Linked DNA regions of Mus musculus: all the other regions are linked to region 1. A link is a contact called in ENCODE Hi-C or POLR2A ChIA-PET data. All regions are on one chromosome and are shown on one strand. Each heading gives the region's core, a stretch centred on a gene start or an enhancer-like site at or near the end of the contact. The rest is flanking DNA. Distances are from core to core; before and after follow the strand shown.

Region 1 (4,560 bases), core at 1,265-3,764:
AAGACAGGGTTTCTCTGTATAGCCCTCGCTGTCCTGGATCTCACTTTGTAGACCAAGCTGGCCTCGAACTCAGAAATTCGCCTGCCTATGCCTCACAAGTACTGAGATTAAAGGTGTGCACCACCACTGCCCAGCTACTCTTCTTAATAATATATTAATTGAGCCAACTTGGAAAGCTGGGACCTGACTTCAAGACATTTGTGACCTTAGGCAAGGCACTTCTCTTTAGCGAGCCTTAATTCCCTTGTCTGTAAAATATGGCATCAAGTTAAAAATCAAGTGAAACTAATTTATACAGCAGTCTAGGACAAATGGTCTGTCTCATACTCCCTGTCCAGACTGGCAAGTGCTCTAACACTTAGGTGAAAGATTGCCCTGGTCTTCCATTATATACAGGGGCTAATTTTCCAAAAGAGGAAAACAAATGTCATGGGCAGGATGAAGCAGATGGTGACAACATGCAAGGCACAGACAGACCAGGGTGGTGGATGCCGGTGGGTGGATAGAGTTTGTCCCTGAAGCCAAAGGGTAGCCTGCTGTGATAATGTTTCGGGCAAGAAGATCAGCAAATGCAGAGGCAGGCAAATTTCAAGGACAAAAATGGTGTCATCGTCTTGAATGTTAGGTTTCTAGAACGCGCATTGCTTGCACAAATCAGCTTAGGGTTCTGTTGGTGAACCTCGCCTGATGGTGTAGGGTATTTCCTTCCTAATGCCAGGTGGAAGATGTACTTTCAGGAGCCCGGGGACATGGCTGGCTGTCTTCCTTGCCTTCCTGGTGGCTCAGCAGGCTCCGTTTTTTAACTGTAGACTCTAAAGGCAAACTGCTTAGCACTGTCTCTCTCACCTCTCACAGCCTTGGAGCCCTACACACCCCTCCCATCCCATCCTGCCACCTTCCAGTCCAAAAAGCCAGAGTGTCAGGGCTTTGAGAGCACAAGATTCAGTTTCCTTTTTTTTTTTTTTTTTTTTCTTCTGTAGGAGAAGAAGCCAGAAAATGAAACGGGAAACAGCAGAAGAGAAGGGGGTTGGGCGGCTGGGAAGGGAAGGGAAGGAAGGAGAGATTGCAGCCAAGTGCGACTGAAGATCTAGTCAAAGTTCTACCTCCTAAGGAAGGGTGTTTCAACAAACACTCTCACTTCTCACAAAAGGACCCCTGCCTTTTTTACAAGCAGATTCTGCAGGGATTCTTTATTGGACAGACAGAACCTCGAGCTTGCATGCCATTTTCCCCTGTGAATTCACGAAGCAAGGATGGTTTCTTTAAGGTCAGGGTGCTGCGAAGACTGTAAGAAAGTCAAGTCACAACCTCGGGCCCTAGTCACAAGTGTGCCTAGAGAGGCACTGACATTTCACTCACAGGACTGGCAACAAATGCTTTCGGGGGGCGGGGGGGGGAGGAAAAATGACTTTGGAAACTCCTGTTTTCTCTTTACCAGTCATTAAATTATACATTATCCACCTTACACGCAAACATCCAAGGGGCAGTTGACATCCCAGGGCCTGAGATGATAGACAGACACAGCTTCTGGCCCCCACCGAACTGATGAAGGCTAGTTTTTTTTGTTTTTTTTGTTTTTTTTTTTTGCTTGGAGAGATAGAGACCCATCTCTTTGTTCCCACCCACATTTGTGGCTGTTGCAGAAGATAAACCCCTCCCTCAGCCAGGGCTGTGGCCAGAGGTTAACCTAGACCCAAGCTACGTTTGAGAGGACAGATAACTGAAACCACACAAGGCTTTGGAATCCTGAGAAACGAGAAATCTACCAACGGAGAAGGATTTACTATCTGTTTCCTCTAAGGCGGGTGCAAAGTTGTTCTAACAGTTTCCGTTAGTTACAGGGGTACCAACTGGCCGCTCCTCCCCAACAGGCGGTTTTGTTCAATTAGCTTCCTTTTTTTTTTTTTTTTTTTTTTTCTTTTTCTTTTTTTTGGCGCCAGTTCCTGCGACAGAAACTGCTTGAGGGAGAATCCTCGGGGGTGTTCTCTGAGGTTTCCTTCCTCGTCCCATACAGTCATCTGAGGTGGGACAGAGGACTGTCGCAGGGCAGAGGTCCTTCATTGCCAGGAGGGGAAAGGCAGGGGGAATTCCCCTACTTTCTTCTCATCCAGTTGCAGGGTACCGCTGCTTGCCACAAAAACCCCAAGAAGGCTTTCTTTTGCCTATTCATATTGTCTATCGTGTGCCAGGTCCTGTGCTGAGCTGGGGTGGCGGAACACCGAGAGAACGCGTGGCTCTGGGGCAGCGCCCGGGTCCAGCCTCGGCTCACACCGGGAAGTCAGAGGCTGCTCACGGCAGGGGACTGGGGTGAGAGCCCCGACCCGGGAGCGCAGCGCCCGCGCACAAACTGCTGGCGAGTCAAGAGGCCTACTCCTCAGGTGTCACCACGCCGGGAAGGTGCGACTCACCGCCGCCGCCTCGGCCCCCGCCCTAGCTGGGGTCAACATGGCCGCCGAGGAGGGGGGCGGGGCGCTCCGAGTCCGGGCAGGAGCGGGGCGGGGCCGCCGTCGGCCGAGCCGGCGCGCAGGCGCGGCACGGACGGGACCCGGATGGAGGCGCTGAAGTTGGAGCTCCGCGGGGGTGGTCTGGACGCGCGGGCGCGGAGGATCCGGCGCCAGCTCTGCAACTCTGGAGTCCTCCGGGGAGGGAAGCTGTCAAACGCAGGCCGAGAGAAATTAGGCGGAGGCTGTAGAGAAGCGAGGAGCCCCGCCCCTCCGCCATAGCAGCCTCCGGCGCCGCCTCTTCCTTTGCAGCCTCCGGCCCTCGTCTGCTTCCGGCCCCGTTGCCTGGCCCGGCCCCGCGATTCCCCCGGGACGAAGCCCTGGGCCGTGGCTCCCTTGGGGTGAGGGTCACTGTCCCGTCCTGGGTAGGAACTGTGTCCGAAAAGAGCAGGCTGGAACGGGCTCCCAGTATGGCAGGGCTTAGCAGAAGGAGGCGGCTCGCTCCACGTTGCCTCTGGGTCATAACGCAGCACCCATTTGAGAGTATTAGCCTTCCGCAGAAAATCCAGGACTCCAGTTCAACAGATCTTTCCCAGTTAGGGCCCATCACCATAAGCTTCCAGCAACAACATGTGCTACAGTTGGAGAAAGTTCTGGGCTAAGCCTTGGATGTCCTGGCTGGACAAGGAATGCATACCCTTTGTTTATGGCAAAAAGCTCTCCTGACTGTGGACATAGGTTTTAGAAAGCAGTGCGTGAGGAGCTTTAAGTGGTGGGCGTGTCACTTGGCTCCAGTGAGCCTCAGTTTTCACATCCATAAAATGGCGATGGTAATTACACAGTCTTACTGGTGTCTAATGAGATCTCTGGAGCCTATTTCACGGGTAAATTAAAGAAAAATGAAACTGGTTGGTTCTAAGCATCCGGCCAGTTAAGAGTCTGATTTGGCAAGGGGCTTCTTTCAAAGGGGTGTTGGCAAAATAGCTAGAGAGATAATTGACTGTCTTGATTTTACTTTGTTTAACTTGAGTGTGGGTTGCATCTCCTGTGGCCACTGATGCCAGAGTTTGAAAGAGGGAAGGACTGAGAATCAAGATGCAGAGGTGGATTCAGTACTTTTCCTCTCTCTGCCTCCTTTGTGCGTGCGGATTGGAGGCCAGGGAAAAGAGAGGGAGGGAGGGAGAGATTGATTGAGTTTGAGTTGGGTGTCCATGTTTCTGTCATTTATTTGGGTTTAGTGAATCCAGTGTTGGAGATATCGTGGGTAGTCAGAAAATGCTGTTTCCTGCGGCTTAACTTTAAACTGAATTGTCCTAAATAAACCGACATGGAGTTGGGAGGTGAGGGGGCCTCCTTTTCTCCCGGTCTCCTGGTGATGAAGTAAGCAGCAGGCGCCCCCTCGTGCCGAGGATGGGGTACTACCGCTATTAACCAGTCTTGTTCCCTTGGCGGAGAATTTTTTCTTTTCTCCCATGCTTTCTGTGACTTTGTCATTTGCTTTTTTTTTTTTTAATTCTATTTTATGTGCATATGTTTATGTATATATGTGTGGAGCTACAGGTGCGCCTTGGCACACCTAAGTGAGGACAGAGAACAACTTTGTGGGAGTGTCTTCTCATCTTCAGCCTATGGGTCACTGTAGTGGCAAGTGCCTTTGCCCGCTGGGCCATCTTGCTTTCTAACCAGAAACACGATGGGAGAAATGCTTGGACCAGTGATCTTAGTTCTAGCGTCAGAAAACTTGACGATTCTCTATCCTGTCCTTGCTACTTCGTGCACTTGGGAGAACAGATGTCTGTTTACATGCTGGGTCCTGGGATATAATAGAGTTAGGAGACAAAGCCCCCGTCCTCATAAGGAACAGATAGGAAGATAAAGATGGCAGAGCATGAGGCAGTGAGAATATAGGGCTGTCTGGTGGGATCAGAAAATTCCAGAAAGCAAGTGTAGCCTAAAAGTTTAGAGGGTGTTAGCCACGTGAGAGAAGAAAGACGGGGCTCTTCCTCTCCTTGCTTAAACACAGTAAGAGCTGTGACTGCTATTAAATTGTGTTTTTAAAGAAATGCCTTGATGTGCATTCTGTGCCTCAGAATGGCACTGGGTTTTTGTATGAGTTTGC
Region 2 (4,560 bases), core at 908-3,407, 47 kb after region 1:
GGACAGAGTTTCATATAACCCAAGCTGGCCTTGAACTCACTATGTAGCAAGGATGGCCTTAGACTGCTGACTTTCCTGCTTGGACCTTCTGAGTGTGCGTACTGCCACAAAAAGAGGCTAAGTATGGTGGTCCATATGTATTTGGGAAGTAGAGGCAGAAAAATCAAGAGTTCAAGGCCAGCCTGAGCTACTTAGAGGGTTTCAGGTCAGTTTGGGCTCTCTGGTAAATTCTGGAGGCAGGAAGGGATGAAGGAAGAGGGGCCTGCCTGCCAGGGTAGAGTGACGGAGAATATCTGTAGATCTCAACTGCCATTGGAAAAAGTCCGGGATTGACTAGTAATGTCTGCCCTGGGCACTTATTGGGAGCGGCTGCACTCACCTCCAGCGGGCACTTTAGGGAGAGGCTCTTTTCTTTTCTTTTTTTTTTTTTTAAATGTTTATTTATTTATTATATGTAAGTAAGTACACTGTAGCTGTCTTCAGACACTCCAGAAGAGGGCGTCAGATCTCGTTACGGATGGTTGTGAGCCACCATGTGGTTGCTGGGATTTGAACTCAGGACCTTCGGAAGAGCAGTCGGCGCTCTTAACCGCTGAGCCATCTCATCAGCCCCCGAGAGGCTCTTTTCTAGAAGGTACTCTGTGGGGCAGTAGCGGGGAGCCTGGAGTAACCTGAACTCTCTTCTTTCCTAGCTGTCCCTACCTGGCCCGCACACTGACCCTGGCCATTCCTATCATCGCTGCCATCCTCTTCTTCTTCGTCATGAGCTGTCTCCTGCAGACCAGTTTCACGGACCCTGGCATCCTGCCCCGGGCCACCATCTGTGAGGCCGCTGCCCTGGAGAAGCAGATCGGTGAGGCTCTTACTCCTAGTCCTGCCCGCAGCGTCCCGCAGCCTGGCTTTCTCCTGTGCCGCTCTGCTAGGAATTACGGATGTAGCAGTGAGCGAAGCAGGCTGTGACTGACACTGTGACAGGGGGAGACAGACAGTGAGCAAGCAGGCAAATATGTAAGCAAGAAATACTGGCAGCCAGCACTGAGCTGAGTGCTTCTGGGGTGCCTAGCATGCTTTAAGCCGCCTGTATGCCTGACTACTTAATCTCCATAAGCCAGCGAGGTCAATACTGGTACTCTCTTCCTATTCATTCATGAAATGAGACACAGAGAGGTTAAGTACATGGTTCAAGATCACACAGCTGAGGCCGGGCAGTGGTGGTACACGACTTTTATCCCAGCTCCGAGGGGGCAGGAGGCAAGTGGATCTCTGTGAGTTGGAGGCCAGCCTAGTCTACAGAGCAGGTTGCAGGACAGTCAGCGCTACATATTGAGACCTTGTCTCAGAAAAACAAACAAATAAACAAAAGATGGCGCGGGAAGTGCACAGACTGTGATGTGCTTTCGGACAGCAGTTGGCCTGAGCCCCTGCTCATAGAAATTTATGTACGTTTTTTTCTTCCACTCCAGATTAGGTCTCATGTAGTCTAGGCTGGCCTTGAATTCAGTATGTAGCTGAAGATGCCTTCATTTAAGTGCTGGGGTTGTGGGACCTCCCCCACCTTTGGCTAAACATTTGTGTACTCCTTATTCACTCAATCGTGAGACATTTATTGAATGAACCCTGCTGTGCACTGTGAGCTCTTCCAGATGCTGTTGACGAGGAATGAAAGAAAACCACAGTAACCTCTGTCCTCCTGGAGGTCGAGGTGACATGCTAGGGTACGAGGAGGACAGTGACAAGTAAGTAGGATGTTAGGGAGGAGGCACAGGACTAGGGAAGGCCCAGGAAGGAGGTAGCCTCTGAGCAAAGAGGCCCAGATCTGGGCAGGGGAGCAGGCCAGGGCGCAGCATAGGGCACGGCCTACATCAGGACAAGCCCTGGATGCTGTGGTGAGAAGAAAAGTGTCCATCCACAGAGCTAAAAGCATAGAGGAAGGAAAAGCTGGGTACCCAGAAAGAGCCTGTCTCCCTGGGCCTCTGGGTAACCAACCCTTTATTCTTCCCAGAGGAGAGAGCTGAGCTCCAGGCCCAGAGAGACCTTCATCTCCTCTGGCCCCACCCCAGCTCCTTCCTGCTGAGAAGTGACTCGGATGTTTGTACACCTCCAGGGTTTCCGGTCATGGTTGGCTCGTCGCCCTAAGAAGGCAGTGTTCACACAGGCGTTTAACCACCTAGCTGGCCTGGTGAGATCTGGTGACGTGCAAATGTCGGAGCCCAGCCATGTCTAATCCCAGGAATCGTTTTTTGCTGAGTCTGGAGCAGCTCAGGGGGTCCCAGGAGGCTACCTCTCCACTTTGCCTGTTCATACCACCTCCTCTGCCCAGGGTGGGGCGGGGCAGCCACACTCGTGGTCTTCCGCTAGAAACTGGCTTCCTTCCCCCACCCCACCCCCCAATCTACATCCTCTGACTGTGACCTGAGTTTGAGAGCAGCCACTGGGTTCACCTTCCCTTCAGTCAAGCTAACCCTGCAGCAGGGTTATGGTACGATTCAGCCGGACACAGAGGCCTGGCTGCCTGGAACCCCCTGGCTTCTGAGCTGCTAGGTCAGAAACAACAGTGAGCTCCATGTTTGTGGAGAGCTTGACTGTGTGTCTAATACTGTCCACGGTTAGTCCCACCGGTCTTCACATCTGCCCACGTGCGTGGGGGCGGGGTGGTGATCCCATTGGCCAGATGTGCCAATGCAGTCTCCAAACAAGGGGCCGAAGGGAAAGGGAGAGGAGACGGCCGTCTCCCCACACTCCGGGCTTCCTGTGTAAGGATGGCAAATGGGCACCTCCCTTGAATCCTTCATCAACACTTTAGTGTGAGTTCGAGGCCAGTCTGGTCTACAGAGTGAGTTCCAGGACAGCCAGGGCTATACAGAGAAACCCTGTCTCGAAAAAAAAAAAAAGAAAAAAAGAAAAAGAAAAGAAAAAACACTTTAGTGTCCTGTAACCTGGGCCAGACCTTCTATGACACAGCCCCACGTGCCTTCTTCCCTTTCTGTTCCTGGCCTCATGGCGGTCATGACGAAATTGTTCTTCACTGGGGTGTATGGGCAAGGGAGATAAGGACGTGGATGTGTGGTTCACCTCATCACTGTGCAGGGAGTTCTGGGTGTTAGCTAAAGAAAGGGGTGGGTGGAAGGATGATGAGGAATGGGGGGGCTCCTGGAGGCTGCCCCTGCTGCACTGGGGACCTGGGAGACGGTTTGGTGTCTTCCCAGGAGGACATGGCGGGGACATGCAGTCCAGTGCTGGTTCTACACGCTGGCTCCTGGCAGCCAACCAGAGTCTCAAGACAGGAGTGTGATCCGAAGCCTGTGGGGTCAGGTCCGAGTTCGGTGCAGAGATCTGATCTGAAGAGGCTTTGGAAGATAATCCAGGAATTGAGCACCTCCTCTATGTGGGAGGCTTTGAGAGGTGACAGTTGCCACCCTGTGAGGTTACCTGGCCTTCAAGCACAAGGAGTTGCATGAAGGGGCCCTCCAGGCAGCGGAAGAGCAAAGAGGATGGAGCAGGAAAGAGCAGAGCCAGGCATGGGGATGCTGAGCAGGCCACATTAGCTGGAACACGCTGAAAAGTACAGAGAAGCCAAGCTGAAAGGTGGTATGGAATCAGCGCCTAAGACTCACCTGAGAACAGCCATGTCTGAAAGTGGCATTATTGGGACCTTTAAGCACTCCTAGAAGCCTAGGCTTTGAGGTGTGGCCAGGAAGTTTCTGTCAGAGGTGAAAGACATTTTACTAAAAGAGACTAAGGTCCCCCAAGCCTTCCTGGCTCGGAAGTAAATATTCATAGGAACAAGAACTGAATGAATGCGGGGCCCTGAGCCTGATAGAGACAGCCTGAGACATGGGACCAGCTCCTCCCAGTTTGCCAAAAACCAGAAAAGTTTCAGAACTGAAAGCCTTGTCTTGAGAAACCACCTGAGGTAAACTGAGGCAGTTGGTCACCTTCCTGGGGTGAGGTCTGGGCTTGTCAGCTAGCAGGCAGCATGGCTAGATCATCCCAAGTTCTGGGGCAGTTTTAGAGTAGGAAACTTGTTCCTAAGTCGATCTTTATCTGATGGTAGACAAGAGATAGCCCACTCCAAGGTACTCACCCAGGCCCAGGTATACTCACAGGACAGACACTGCCCTCTGTGGTGACCTGTGATGCTCACGGCCAGTGTGTGACTGCCTGTGCCTGGCTGACCCATGGGCCCCTTCCAGGTCAGGCTGCCTCCTTTCTTCCTTCCCAGGCAGGCTCAGGACCTTGCCAACCAGGCTGCCCTCCTTTCTCCCCTCAGCTGTGTTTCTCTGGGCTCAGTTTTGCCTTTCACCCTCTTAAGCTTGGGAGTTTGAGAGATTGATTACCTAGCACCCTCCACTTGCTCTCCTCAGAAGCAGTCCCTGGAATTCAGCTTGTAGGATTTTTTTATTTGTTTGTTTTGTTTTTGTTTTTGTTTTTTTTTTCGAGACAGGGTTTCTCTGTATAGCCCTGGCTGTCCTGGAACTCGCTCTGTAGACCAGGCTGGCCTCAAACTCAGAAATCCGCCTGCCTCTGCCTCCCGAGTGCTGGGATTAAAGGCGTGCACCA
Region 3 (4,560 bases), core at 983-3,482, 34 kb before region 1:
TTCCCTTTCTCCCTTCTTCCCTTTTTTCCCCCTTTCCCCCCTTTTTCCCCCTTTTCCCCTTTCCCCTCTTTTCCCTCTCCCTCTCTTCCCTCTTTTCCCTCTTTTCCCCCTTTTCCCCCTTTTCCCTTCCCTTCCTTTTGAGATGATAATATAATTACATAATTTCCCCTTTTCCCTCCAAACCTTCCAATGTATAACCCTTCTATGATCTATTTCAGAAGCAAGTCTTCTTTTTCTTTAATTGTTGTTACATGTGTAACTGTATATGAATTGAATACAAAGAAAAAGGAACATGACTGGTCCTAGTATGGTGGAGAAGAAAGTTTATTATAGATATGTAGGAGAGCATAGCAAGAGGCAGGGACCTGTGAAAAGAGTCCAGGGTGGACATGATCATATGAGCTGGGGAGTGAAAAGACCAGGGAACTAGATGCAGCACCCAGGAGGCCCAAAGTTAACAAAGAGCTGGCAACTAGAATCATTGTATTATACAGTGACGAGCAGACCAGACCCTTGGGTCGGAGAATTCAGGGTAGGGGACTGGGTATGCCAGCCAGGGGTGCCTTGTAACTGGTAGGGAGAACCTGGCTGCCAGATCCACTTTGATCTGTTAAGTAGTAGGCACCTCATCCAGTTGACCCAAGGCTTGAAACGTTGGATGGATGATAGATAGATAAATGGGTTGATTCTAAATCAATTCAACCTACTCAGTTTGTGTAATGCTTGTGTGGTTTTGTTTGTTTTATTATAGACAGTTTTTCTGTGTAGACCTGGAACTCAATCAGTATATCTGGGAGGCAGAGAACTCACAGAGATTTTCTGCCTCTGCTTCCCAGAGTGCTGGGATTAAAGGTGTGTGCCTGTGTATGTTTTCTAGACATTTTTTTAATTTGCATTTTTGTGTATTTTATGTATGAGTGCTCTGTTTACATGTATGCCTGCATGCCAAAACAGGCCATCAGATTCCATTGTAGACGGTGGTGGACTGCCGTGTGGTTGCTGGGAATTGCACTCAGGCCCTCTGGAAGAGCAGTCAGTGTTCTTGAGCCACCTCTCCAGCCCCATAAGTTTGTTTTCAGAGGTGAGATTGGGCATTGGGGTCACGGATTGCTGTGTTCTTTAATGGAGAAGGCTATTTTTCTTCCTGTTCCTCAGTTGCCAGTAGTTCTTTGTCTTGGGTTACCCTTCCATGCCTGTTGGTGTTATCCTTGTCTGGTCTTATTTAGGCAGTCATGTCTAATAAGTTAGAAGCCCTGACTAGAAATACCAGGCTGGGAGCTTTAAAGCGAGATACCAATACTCGCTGCTTGTGAGATTACATCACCTGTTTTGTGGATACTTTTGAGACCCTGGCTCCTCAGGCTTCAGCCCCTAGCATTCCTCTGCCGTCTTAAACTCCCTCATAATTCCTAGGTCGGTCCCCCCAAGCCCCCAACCCCACACGTTATATTTCTTTTGCTTAAGACACATTCATTTCTCTGTCTATCTCTGTTGCTTTGTTAAATAACTGACAGTGGTCTGGAACTCTGTGACCTGGCTATCCTGAACACCCACCTGCCTGCTCAGTTTATAGGAATGTGGCTATGTGGTTAGCTTTGTTTTTAATGACCAAGCAGGTTTCTGTTGTGGCTTCAAGCCTAAGCTGAAAGGTCTTGGTAGGGACTTCATTCTCTCTCACTTTTGGTGTTGGCATAACACCATGCTTGGTATGTCTGCTTGAGTCCCTCACATTCTCTGCTTACATGTGTATTCACTAAAATAAAAGCATGAAATGACTCCTGCATTGACCTCAGCCAACTTTTGTGCTCTTTTTGGAGGAGGAACACATGGTGGGAATGCTTAGGACTGGGGCAACTTGAGGGGTTTGAACGATGCTGCTTTCATTTCCTTTTGTTCTTTTCACAGTAAAGGAGCCATCAGTCCTTGTCTAGGATTTGCTGGTTTATTTTCTAAGGGTGACAAATACTGGTAGCATTTTGGTAAACAAAGGGATTTTAAAAAGTCTGGCCACACTTAGAATTGAACCAGAGTGTTCTGTGTCCTGGCTCCCCATCAATCTGCCGTGTCTGTGAGACTGCTCTGAGCAGAGTGTACCATGTCCGTGTAGCATCATTTCCAGAACACTTGCGCTCTGGCAGAGCCGGCTGGTCCACTTCTCCGTTCCAGTCACACTGCTCTAGCTCCGACACTGCCGGTGCCTTCCGGAGCCTGTGCTGCACATAGCTGCATGCTTGTCCCTGGGCCCATTTCCTGTTTCTATTCTAGTCTCTGGTGGCTCAGCTACACTTCCTGCCTGTGTGTGTGTCTCACAGATTCTTCTTTCTGGACCCTCTTGTTTTCTTTAGAATAACCTCAGCCTGAGAAACAGCTGAACTTTAATATGATGGCTCCTGAGTTGGTCATACCTAAGAGGACTGATGAGAAGTGACCCCTTTCCCCAGTGAAGCTCACCACATGATGACTGTGACTTGTTTTTCAGTTTGTCCCCAGCCTGCTAGAGGAAACTATAGACCAGAAATTTGGAAAGGAATAAATGGAGCCCTCTTCCCCTCACCGTTAGGCATGCTGGGCTGTTAGGACCTCTGTTGCTTGTTCTTCTGCAGCCGTTGCTTACACACAAGTTTCCTGCCTCGGAGGAAGACAAGTAGTGTACTCCTAGTGCAAACCTCCCTAAAGTACAGAGTTAAAATGAAGGTTAGGCAGGTAGAGCATGCTGTCTTCTGAATAGCCTGTAGAGCACACAGGGATGGAAAGCACTCCTGCTTACGTGAACAGTTCAAGTCTTTTTGTTTCTGAGACATTATCTCTATGTAGCCTTGGCTGACCAGGAACTCCTTATGTAGAAAGGTTGGCCTGAAATTCAAATAGATCCATCCAGCTGCCTTGGCCTGGTACTGCTAATATTGTGGGGACTAAAGGCCTGTACCACCACACTAGTCCAGGTCTTATGCACCTCCCCATACACATACACAAACTCCTCACATATACATAACAACACCCCACATTAGAAATGGAGAGAGTGTGTAGGGAGGTGGTAAAAAGGGAAGAAATGAAGGAGGCCATCTAGACAGACATATTTAAAGGACTTCCCTCCTCCTCCCAAGTAAAACATTTGTTTAGGAGTGTATGCTTTGTGATTTAGTCTGTATTTCCTACATAGCTACTCGGCTGGGTCACCTGATGCTACTGAAGCCGATTGTTGAGGGATGAACCCTGTGTCTGGGTCTGGCTGTAGAGAAAGAAGAGTTGAGTAATGATTGATGACTTTGAGTTCCTTAGGAAAGGTTGAAGGGTGAGACCCACTTGTACACAGAAACAGTCAGTGTGACCCAGAAGTGCTATCAGACTGGCCCTGGGGTCCTGTCTCCCTCCAGATCTATGACCCAGAAATCATTTAGGTAGAATCAGAAAGCAGCAGTGGCAGCCAGGCAAAATGACACACACCTTCAATGCCAGGGCTTGGGAGGCAGGCAGGTCTCCGATTTGAGATTATTAGCCTGTTCCTCAGAGTGAGTTCCAGGACAGCCAGGGCTATTCAGAGAAAGCCTGTCTCAAAATCAACAACAATAACAACATAAAGCAGCAGTTGCTACCACCAGAACTAGTTAAGTAGAGCCTGGAACCAAAATGCTCCTGCAGAAACAGACAGAGGAAACAGAAACATGAGCTAGGAACTTGAACTGTGTGTGGAGCTTATCTGCAGTGATTTTTTTTTTTTTGAAGACGTAGTTTTAGCTTTATAACAAACAGTTGTGGGGCATCTCCCCTCCCATTTCCCACCCCGCGCCCTCCCCCCCACACACACAAAAGGGGGCGTTGGGGAGAAAGAGAAAATCCAGAAAGAAATGGGGGATGAGCGGGTGAGGGTCATGGCATTTCCTCTGGAAGGATCAAATCTTTCCAGCCAGAGTCTTAGCAAATCCCTGAGTCGGCCTGTGGGGTGAATCTGTTGCCTTGTGTTGACTTACATACACTCATTTCTTCCTTTTATAATGTTCAGTAGAAAATGCCAGCCAAACCCAGAACTCCAACCCCCAAGTACGTAATCACCAAGTTATCTCTGTTTGTTAGGGGTGGGGTGGGGTGGTTGGACCTTTGGAAAGAAGCCAAGTCTACCTAGAAATACTATCTTTGTAGAGAAACCACTAGGACATCCATTAGTTAAGTTGGAAATCTCTCAAACTTAGTCCACAGGGCAAGACCGACCCCTTGTGTGGCGTTGTCTTCCCATATCTAGTAAAACACTTGGTGTTCTGCCTGTAAGCTGTGTTGAGCCCAAACATACTCTGGTGCCATTTGAAGGGAGCCAGTACTTGATCCATTGGCTCCTGTGTCCTAAACCCGTTCCCTCTTCCCCCATGCACCAGCATAGAACTGACAAGTATTGTGACATAATCTTTGATTACCATGATCACCCTCCAAGCTGGGAGCCTCCTTCCCCGTTTAACACTTACCAAAGGAGGATAAGAAGCCATGCCTTCACGGGTGGAACCTAGATATTGAGAATCAACACAGTTTTCACTTAAGGCCAGCCGTGATGTAGATGTTGTCTGCTAAGGT

What was found. A loop is a pair of places that touch in the nucleus more often than their neighbours do. ChIA-PET counts read pairs that join two places held with the same protein, here RNA polymerase II (POLR2A).
Region 2: POLR2A ChIA-PET joins it to region 1 with 10 read pairs in embryonic stem cell. The contact joins the enhancer-like site here to the promoter of Pigv in region 1. POLR2A ChIA-PET finds 5 or more read pairs at or near these places in 4 of 5 experiments (Patski and embryonic stem cell).
Region 3: a map of heart shows a loop between it and region 1 (4-fold over the local background). The contact joins the enhancer-like site here to the promoter of Pigv in region 1. A Hi-C loop is called at or near these places in 8 of 37 maps with a recorded cell type or tissue (gastrocnemius, heart, left cerebral cortex and 1 more). POLR2A ChIA-PET finds 5 or more read pairs at or near these places in 4 of 5 experiments (Patski and embryonic stem cell).

Annotation. Positions count from the first base shown.
Region 1 is chr4:133,670,601-133,675,160 of GRCm38, reverse strand. It overlaps Pigv (phosphatidylinositol glycan anchor biosynthesis, class V), which reads left to right and starts at 2,514. Exons shown (of 4, transcript NM_178698.5): 1 at 2,514-2,842.
Region 2 is chr4:133,623,493-133,628,052 of GRCm38, reverse strand. Zdhhc18 (zinc finger, DHHC domain containing 18) reads left to right here. Exons shown (of 8, transcript NM_001017968.2): 2 at 693-853. Among named protein-coding and RNA genes, the nearest start is that of Zdhhc18, 7.7 kb to the left of the region's middle. Within about 2 kb of position 2,157, at least 1 of the 3 ENCODE cell types and tissues checked has a DNase peak (open chromatin) inside an H3K27ac peak, as active enhancers do.
Region 3 is chr4:133,704,788-133,709,347 of GRCm38, reverse strand. The region is part of intron 4 of Arid1a (AT rich interactive domain 1A (SWI-like)); the gene reads left to right. Among named protein-coding and RNA genes, the nearest start is that of Mir7227, 10 kb to the left of the region's middle. Within about 2 kb of position 2,232, at least 1 of the 3 ENCODE cell types and tissues checked has a DNase peak (open chromatin) inside an H3K27ac peak, as active enhancers do; it is heart, where a contact is called at or near this core.